Linked DNA regions of Homo sapiens: region 1 is linked to region 2. Evidence: chromatin contacts called from ENCODE Hi-C or POLR2A ChIA-PET data. All regions are on one chromosome and are shown on one strand. Each heading gives the region's core, a stretch centred on a gene start or an enhancer-like site at or near the end of the contact. The rest is flanking DNA. Distances are from core to core; before and after follow the strand shown.

The links. A loop is a pair of places that touch in the nucleus more often than their neighbours do. ChIA-PET counts read pairs that join two places held with the same protein, here RNA polymerase II (POLR2A). Pooled maps may share reads with other maps.
Region 1: a loop to region 2 is called in a map with no recorded cell type, with 5 times the contacts of the local background. The contact joins two enhancer-like sites. A Hi-C loop is called at or near these places in 1 of 37 single-sample maps with no recorded cell type and 3 of 50 pooled maps. POLR2A ChIA-PET finds 5 or more read pairs at or near these places in 1 of 52 experiments (Panc1).

Annotation. Positions count from the first base shown.
Region 1 is chr3:177,244,840-177,249,526 of GRCh38, reverse strand. LOC107986053 (a long non-coding RNA gene) reads right to left here. Exons shown (of 3, transcript XR_001740576.2): 3 at 894-959. Among named protein-coding and RNA genes, the nearest start is that of LINC00501, 47 kb to the left of the region's middle. Within about 2 kb of position 2,051, at least 2 of the 41 ENCODE cell types and tissues checked have a DNase peak (open chromatin) inside an H3K27ac peak, as active enhancers do.
Region 2 is chr3:177,594,466-177,599,506 of GRCh38, reverse strand. All of the region lies in intron 2 of LINC00578 (long intergenic non-protein coding RNA 578), which reads right to left. Among named protein-coding and RNA genes, the nearest start is that of LINC00578, 160 kb to the right of the region's middle. Within about 2 kb of position 1,871, at least 28 of the 41 ENCODE cell types and tissues checked have a DNase peak (open chromatin) inside an H3K27ac peak, as active enhancers do.

The DNA.
Region 1 (4,687 bases), core at 802-3,301, 350 kb after region 2:
TCTCCAGTAACAGACTAGATTTTCCAGTCTCTCTTGGTTATGTGACTAAATACTGGCTAATGAGGTGTGAGCAGAAGCAACACGGACAACCTGTGGGTTGTGCTATTAAAGGAAGCAGGTTTGATCTTTACTTCTCCAATTTTCCTTCCTGCTGGCTAGTTAACCATTATAAACCTTACTAAAGTAGGCCGGGCACGGTGGCTCATGCCTGTAATCCCAGCACTTCGGGAGGCCGGGGCGGGTAGATTACCCAAGCTCAGGACTTTGAGATCAGCCTGACCAACATGGCAAAACCCCGTTTCTACTAAAAATACAAAAATCAGCCAGGTGTGGTGGCACGCGCCTGTAATCTCAGCTACTCGGGAGGCTGAGGCAGGAGAATCGCTTGAACCCAGGAGGTTGCAGTGAGCCGAGATCGTGCCACTGCACTCCAGCCTGGGTGACAGAGCAAGACTCTGCCAAAACAAACAAACAAACAAACAAACAAAAACTTACTAAGGTCAATGCCTTAAGGATGGATAATCAATAAGGCAGGAACAAGTATCTCTGACCGAAGGGCCACCTCATACCCATCCTAGAATAATATTCTTGAACTATTACATGAGTTTCAAAAAGAAAATATTCCAGATTATATGGCCAGAGCCCAGCCTCCCTCCCAAAAAATAGTACCCTTATCCCCAAAGAAAGAACTCTAGAATCATCTCTCATTTCACTGATGGTTCTTTATATGCTTTTTCCTTTCACTCATGGGTACTATAAATATTTATTATAGTCAATGATCTATTTATATAACCTTTCAATTTTTTATTATCCAGTTATCTGGATGCCCTCTATAAGACCTGCTGCTTCCATGTTATCAATCTTAAATTATAATGGGAAAAGAAGATATACCCGCAAAATGCCTTCTTACACTTGGAGTCCTAAAGGTGTCTTTTCCAAGGAAAGATGGGCCATCCATGCTGAAACAAGCAAAATACAAGTCAGTATGGAAAATTTCTTATTGTATCTTGAGTTTCAAGGGGGATTGGTAAGGACAACTTCACACATACTTTCAGTGGCCAGTTGCATAAATGTAAGTATGTACGGACCATTGCACTGGCCTCTTAACTCATCTACCTGTTTCCACTATGTACCCCTGAAATCTGAATGCCAGAAAGATCTTTCTAAAATGCAAAGGATCACGTCGCTTAAATTCTTCTTCTTTTTTGTGGGGGGGGTGGGGGGGGGGCGTGTGGGGCGGGCAGGGACGGAGTTTCGCTCTTGCTGCCCAGGCTGGAGTGCAATGGTGCCATCTTGGCTCACCACAACCTTCGCCTCCTGGGTTCAAGCAATTCTCCTGCCTCAGCCTCCCGAGTAGCTGAGATTACAGGCTCCCGCCACCACGCCCAGCTGATTTTTGTATTTTTGGTGGAGACGGGATTTTGCCATGTTGGCCAGGCTGGTCTTGAACTTCCGACCTCAGGTGATCAGCTCGCCTTGGCCTCCCAAAGTGCTGGGATTATAGGTGTGAGCCACTGTGCCTGGCCTTTTTTTTTTTTTTTTTGAGACAGAATCTCGCTCTGTTGCCCAGGCTGGAGTTCAGTGGCGCGATCTTGGCTCACCACAATCTCCGCCTCCCGGGTTCAAGCGATTCTTTTGCCTCAGCCTCCCGAGTAGCTGGGACTACAGGCACGCGCCACCACACCAAGCTAATTTTTTTTTTTTTTGAGACAGAGTCTCGCTCTGTTGCCCAGGCTGGAGTGCAGTGGCACGATCTCCGCTCACTGCAAGCTCCGCCTCCCGGGTTCACGCCATTCTCCTGCCTCAGCCTCCCAAGTAGCTGGGACTATAGGCGCCCATCACCACGCCCGGCTAATTTTTTTGTATTTTTAGTAGAGACGGGGTTTCACCGTGTTAGCCAGGATGGTCTCGATATCCTGACCTCGTGATCTGCCCGCCTCGGCCTCACAAAGTGCTAGGATTACAGGCGTAAGCCACCGCGCATGGCTAATTTTTGTATTTTAAGTAGAGACGGGGTTTCGCTATGTATTTTAAGTAGAGACGGGGTTTCGCTATGTTGGCCAGCTGGTCTCCAACTCCTGACCTCGTGATCTGCCCGCCTGGGCCTCCCAAAGTGCTGGGATTACAGGCGTGAGCCACTGCGCCTGGCCCCTCCCACTTAAAATCTTTCATTGGATTTCCACCGCTCTTGGAAAAACACCAAAGTCCTCACTGTGACCTGAGAACCCCCTTGGGACCCTAATCTTCCTATGCCTCCCTCTCCTGTGCTCACTGACTGCCTCTCACATTTGTCTTTCTTCAATTCCTTCCAAACTACTATCTTCTTCCTTTTGAAGAACCTTTACAAAGGTTATTTCTTTTGCTTGAAATAGTCTTCCCTTCTCATGCCTCCCTCAACTTATTTAACTCCTACTCAAATGTCACATTTTTAGGGAAGTAAGCCTCTTCAGACTTATTTGCATTCCCCATCATGCAAATTTATATGATTACACTTTTTCACAGAACTTTTACAGTCGTAATTTTCTGTGCATTTGTAAGCATATTTGATTCAAGTATGGCCACAAGGCTCATGACAGGATGGACAACGTCTATTTTGCTCACAATTGTCTCTTATGGCTTATGAGGGGATTTAATAAATATTGGTTGAATAAAATGAATAAATGAATGAATGAAATATAATTTGTAAGGTAAGGATAAAAGGCTTGTTCTTAGAGCCTGGAATTCTCTTCATTGTTTAAGTCTGATGACATAACATGAATTGGGAAATGTATTAAGAATTTCCGGAATTTTTTTTTTTTGAGACGGTGTTTCACTCTTGTTGCCCAGGCTGGAGTGCAGTGGCGCGATCTCAGCTCATGGCAACCTCCGCCTCCCGGGTTCAAGCAATTCTCCTGCCTCAGCCTCCCAAGTAGCTGGGATTACAGGTGCCCGACAACACGCCCAGCTATTTTTTTGTATTTTTAGTAGAGATGAAGTTTCACTATGTTGGCCAGGCTGGTCTCAAACTCCTGACCTCAGGCGATCTACAGTCTCGGCCTCCCAAAATGCTAGGATTACAGGCGTGAGCAACCGCGCCCGGCCGATTTCTGGAATTTGATTGTTGAGCCTGAAATGTATGTTTATAAGGCTCCATTTCTCTTTCTTTCTTTCTTCCTTTTTTCCTTTCTTTCTCTCGTTCTCTCCTTCTTTCTTTCTTTCTTTCTTTCTGTCTTTCTTTTTTGACATGGTGTCTTGCTCTGTCGCCCAGGCTGGAGGGCAGTGGCACAATCTCGGCTCACTGCAACCTCTGCCTCTCGGGTTCAAGCCATCCTCCTGCCTCAGCCTCCCAAGTAGCTGGGATTACAGGCATGCACCACTACTCCCAGCTAATTTTTGTATTTTTAGTAGAGACGGGGCTTCACCATATTGCCCAGGCTGGTCTCGAACTCCTGACCTCAAGTAATCTGCCCACCTTGGCCTCCCATAGTGCTGAGATTGCAAGTGTGAGCCAACGTGCCTGGCCATCAGGCTCCATTTCTATTTGTAACTGCCAACTAGAAACAATATGAAAGAGCAGTGGCTCTATAAAAATGTTAGCCAAACCCGTACTTGTGTATATGATATCCCGGAGTGCAAACTCAAGCGTGGCAAAAGAGAGGGAGAGGCTTACATGAGGACAGATAGCATGGTATGGTGGTTACGAGCTCAGTCTTTGGAACCCAACTCTCTGGTTTTGAAACTCTGCCCCATTGTTTATGAGCTATTATTCTTAGGCAGTTTCCTGTTTTCTCTGTGCCTCAGTTTTCCCGACTACAATATGGAGCTAAACGGTGCCTCATAGGCTTATGAGAATTCAACCATTTCACATTAGTAAAATGCTTTGAAGATTTCCTGCAAGAGGACAAGCGCTACATAAGTGTTAAATAAATAATACACACTTCATGGGAGTTGCTGTTCCCGGAGAGGTAAAAATATATTAGTAGTCACAATAGTCAAGTACTGCATATATAAATGCCACTTCAGAGGGTATAGGTCAGGTCTACTCCCTTCTCACCATCCTCAATCCATTGTCTTGGGTTAAGGAATTGTGTCACCAAGACTTTCTTGTTACATACAGATGTTTTCCGGGAGCTATAAACAGGGAGCTATTACCACAGCTTTAGCAAGGTCTAAGTGTAAGGTCTAGGATGATTCATTTCAATATACAGAAGTCAGAAAGAAGTAGTTCATTTAGGGCCAGGCCCGGTGGCTCACGCCTGTAATCCCAGTAATTTGGGAGGCCAAGGCAGGCGGTTCACAAGGTCAGGAGTTCGAGACCAGCCTGGCCAACATGGTGAAACACCATCTCTACTAAAAATACAAAAAAATTAGCCAGGTGTAGTGGCACATGCCTGTGATCCCAGCTACTTGGGAGGCTGAGGCAGGAGAATCGCTTGAACCCAGGAAGCGGAGGTTGTGGTGAGCGGAGATTGTGCCATTGCACTCCAGCCTGGGCGACAAAGCACGACTCTGTCTCAAAAAAAAAATTATAATAATACATAAGAAGTAGTTCATTTAATCTAACAAATATTTACTGAGAATTTCTGAGATTGGCTAGCTGCTTCCCATTTGCCATGTTCTTGCCCTCCTGGGCACACTGCTGGCTTGCATAGCCCATGTGCCTTGAATCTAGGAAGGGACCATAGAGAGCTCTCTCTCCAGTGCGTTG
Region 2 (5,041 bases), core at 622-3,121:
ATCCACAGGGTAGTTTCCAATATCACTACATTCTGGAAGTCGAGCTAGAGGAAGTAAGTTGGATGCTTACTTAATAGCCCTCACCAACAATGGTTTCTGGGACCAAAATGAATAGCACTTTTTGTTTTATTTTGCTTCTACCTTACTTTATACTAATTATATGAAGTGGGTTTTTCAATGTACTCTCTGCTTTTACATTCTGTCATCAGCTCACTTCCTCCCTCCCCTCTGCTTCCACCAGTTGGGGAAAAGTCTCTCATACATGATTATTGGCAAAGTGTTCCCACAAGTCATTAATTGAATCCTATTTCCCACAATAGCCATAGTACAAATTATTTTACATATCCAATTGCAAAATAGATGGCCCTGAATTTGTTTTTAAGACACTCATGTTATACAACTCAACTAGTATGGATGGAAGAAATCTAGTCTTTAGCATTATATATTGGTGTCCTAGTTCGTCAGGATCAAATTGATAAATATGAGAAAATTAAGCTAGGCGCTAAGTTTCGTGAGGGTATGGACCATTTCTCGCCACCCACCCCAATGCCTAACACAGTCCTGGCATGTGGATGGCATCAATAACATTTGAACTAAAATGTAATCGAATTGAATAGAAGTTTAATGATATCGCCAAGCTTAATTAGGCTGCAGCACTGTAAAAAAAAAAAAAAACTGGATCCTAAATAGACTAGTAGGTTCAGAAAACCCTGTCTGGTGGGTATCCGTCTGCACAGCATAAACAGACTGCTGCATTGACTGGAGAGAAAATAGGGAGGTAGGAATTTGCCTATGCAAAGCCAAGAAGCTGGCACTTTCCACCATTGGGTATGCAACCTGGTGAAATTTGGCAGTCAGTCTTAGCCAAAGGGGAAAGAAGCCACTCTGTCTTTAAGGACAGGCTTTCTGGAGAGACCTGCTTTCAAAAATCTCAAGGCCGTGACAAGTCACCACAAATCCGTCCTTTGCTAAACTGACTCTAAAGTGAAGCAACTGACTCCCTTCTGTGTTCCAAAAGCTTTTACATATTCAAGAGTCTTTTTCATACAGTAGCTCCAGAAAGACCTTTTTGAGTTTTTTTTTTCTTTTTTTCCATTTTAAACATCTTTTGTCTGGCAAATAAAGTCATCCTTCATCATTTTAATGTGTAAAACATTTCCAGCCAAAATGTGATTGAACTGTGCCAGATCAAAGGTTATAATGCAATTTGTCCAAGTCAGTAGGAAAATAGAATGTTAAGCATGAGAAACATTCTGAGACAGCAGGGGTGAAATGTAGTCCCCTCTCCACTGTGAACAGGGTAAGAGAAGATGAAAACCCAGGAAAAACAATTCAGCAAAAAAACAAGAACATTCAAAAGCCCAGAAGAGAATTCTGAAGTGCGGAGAAGACCTGGAGAATGTCATATTAACGATGAGTGGCAACTGAAAAAAAAGAAGAAAACCTTTCAGGAAGTAGAGGATACACGAAGTCAACAGGAAATGAACTGTGGGTTATTTAAGGTTATCTGAGAGCTAAATGTGCCCTAAGTGTGACCCAGTAAAGGAGGAAAGGTCTCTATAGAGATGCTAAGAGGTTGTCTGCTGGATGCATTACAGTGGGTATTAGACTTCTGGTTGTTTTTTTTTTAATCAATATGTGATCCAAGAATCACATCAAAGAAGGCCTCTCCTCCAAGCCCCATAAGCCAAACATAGGCTGCCTACGTTTGAAAGACCTGTACATACACAGATCCCATCCCTCAACTGCCTCCGTGTGTTTTTAATGGACTCTTCACAAGCCTAAACTGGCTATGTTCCAGCCATGAAGCATGAGGCTGGAGAACAGCTTTTTTGTCTTCACCAGCCAAGCATTCACTTCCTGTGAAGCCAGATAGATAATGAGAGGGAAACAAAACCGCGTTGCAGGGTCATCAGTTCAGCCTTGCCGCTTCTAAACAGAAATATATGTAGTGAATCAAAAAAGGCTTGTCTGAATGTGCCTTGGTCGAAGCACTGAGAGTCTACCTAGAGCATTCAGCAATGTCTGGAGCATTTCTGGAAGCCATCCACAGGAAACTGAAGCCACCGCATTGATTTCATAAGGATTCATTCTCCCCAGGCTGCTGGGTTTAAAATGGGCTGAGTGAGCCAGAGTACAAATTCAAATTTGCTTAGGCAATACCGAATCCTGCTAGATTGTAACCCTCTGCTGCCAAACTTCTGGAAAACTGCTTAAATTATGGCCATAATGTCTCTTGTCAGAAAACAAATGGATAAAGTCTTCTCCCACTTCCTGGGAAGAAACCAGTAAGCTGGGATAGCTTGGAGCACACTGGAACATTGCAAACCACAAATGTCTAAATTACCCAGCCAGGTGAGTCCATCCAGTTCTGGTCTGAAATGTGCCCTGAAGCAATACAGACATGCAGAACAGAGTTGCCCTGGCATAGTCAGCAGCGTGGAAAGCTGTGTGATTAAAGCCAAGGGATGTGCATGGGAGTTGTATGAGTGAGCAGAAGGAGGTATAGCTTTTGATACAATCTTCCTCCTTTGGGATGGAACACTTACACCTCTGGTTTTCATTTGCAAAGAGAAAAAAAAAGCAAAAGAATAAACAACAGAAAATATGACTTTGGATGCTTCTTTCAACATCTGAGTAAACCTTTAAGGAGATTCCAGGCAATAGAACTTGGCACTGTGCTTCACAAGTTGGTGTAAAATAACTGGTGCCAAATGCTAAAAGGGAATATCCTTATGACTCTGCATGAAAACTCTGGCAAAGCCCACTCCCTTGCAAAAGGGTCTTCCATGATGCTTTTGCCACAGAAATCCAGTATAATTCCACAGCACTGGGGTCTGGCACCTTTTCCTGGCATGACTCCTTGCTGTACGTATATGTGTATATCCAAGCATCTATGCTTAATGAGCATGCACTCAAATTCTATCTGGCTCGCCTAGTTAACAAGGTTTGGGCAGTCAGGAATATGTTGGGGCAATCACAGCATGGTTTTAAGATAAAAGGAAGGTGTTCTCTTCCTGGAAAGACTCCAGCAGTCCACAACCTAGACAAAGCCACGTCTGAGTCAGAGCCTGTGACCTGTGAATGTGACCAGTTCCCCAGAGTTTCTGGAAGACTTCACTGTAGTCTCCTTCAGCAAGTGAATTGCTCCCAGTCCCACCTCAAGCAAGTTGACACTGAACAGCAAATCTGCCCTATATTCAGCTGAAAATTCATGTTGGTTTGAAAGCCAAGAGGAGGGGATAAAACCTCTTGATGAAGCTAATAGGAGGGGTTTACATAAAGATGCAAATACAGTTGAGAATAATCTCCAAATTGGAGGTGGGGTTATGATTGGTCCTCATCTCTAGAGATATAGACAAAATCATTGCTACTTTAATTATTCATCGACATAACACAGGGATCAGTCACTACGGTTTAATAAGAGAAATTGTATTCTAGCGCCACTGACCTCAAGGAGCTTACAACAGTCATCATAAGCAATACTTGTAGAGGTGTTTGACATTTCACAAAATGCTTGTTGCATGTATCAGTGCAGAGATATGTAAGAGAAACATAAACTAAATGAGAATAAAAGAGTCATTATAAACTGGTGTATAATAATACATCAAATGACTAGTACTAAGAGTCATCACTGGGATATCAGAGGAGAAAATGGCTGCTTCAACCAACCAAAGGATGATTGGGAATGGAAAGTTTATGAGATGGGAGATTTGAAAGAGGAAAAACATTCTTACCAGAGAAGATAAACATCTTTTTTTTCTGTCAGATAACAAACTATATTTTGAACCTTTCTATGTTGTAGGCACTGTGCCAGGTGCTGGATTTATAACCACAAAAACAGAGGGGCAGAATGTCTGCATTTCCAGTGGGCAAGACAGACAATGTGTAAGTAAACAAGTAAATAAACAAGAGAATCAGATAATGCAATAAGTGCCGTGAAGGAAATAAATAGTGATGTGACAGGTCTTTTTTTTTTTTTTTTTAGTTCTCTATTGTGCACGTAGCAAGTGCTCAGTTAGTTCAATCTTATTAAACATGTGGTAGCACAAAACTGCATAATATTTCAAAATAAAAGCTCCAATGACAATTTCACCAACTCCTCTGCAGTTGGAAATCCACCAAGTGTAAATTAACTTTGGCCTGCTGGTTACCCTCAAAACAGCAATTGCATGCCTCCTTCACTCAGTGTTCTGGGCCAAACATACAATCAAAGTAGAACAAAATAATGAGGGCAGAAGAGTCAAATGATGTATGAAAATGAATAAAATATTGTTATAATATTCAGAGGCAAATTTATGATTTATATAGAAAATTTCTAATATATTCGCTAGTCATGACTTTGAAAAGGCAGAAAATGATGTGAGGAAGGCAACCAAAGATTGTCTTCCTGAAAACAGAATGCAACTTCTTCAAAGGTGAAAATCATAGTCATAGAATTGGATACACAGTGCCAAGAAAACAACTTGATTGCTCCCTTGTCACTAATTGGTTAAATAAAACAATTTTATTTCCGTTGTATGATTGCAGTCTTAGTCTGAGGCACACTGTTCCACGTTTAGTCTGATGTTTGACCCCTGTGAAAGAAGCAGAAATTTGTCAACTGAGGCAAGATGTGTTAACAGGGATAACAGTGTGAAAAATATTAAAGTGCCTTCTCTCCAGGCTTAGTGAGACTTTCTCCTGCACCAGTGGTGGGGAGAGTGTTACAAAGGGAAAGCAAAGAGAAAAAACAAAATAATATTCAGCTTCTGATATTCAAATAACATTTTTCAGCAAATAGGCGCGAAAGCAGGCTATGTCAAGAACTAGAGAGAGCATATTCTATAATTTTGCAGAATATCAAAAAGCAAGCCTAAGGAACTCACATCATATTGTATCTTCTATAGTCAGAAAATATACTCCTTTGATCTATTGATAACTAGGCCCTGAGCCTAGTATGATATAGAAGCAGAAAAATCCTAAAGCCCTTTCTTACTGTCCTTCAACATACCAGGAGGGCTGTCTGCTCACTTGCTGGCTAAATGAAAGCAATGCAGCA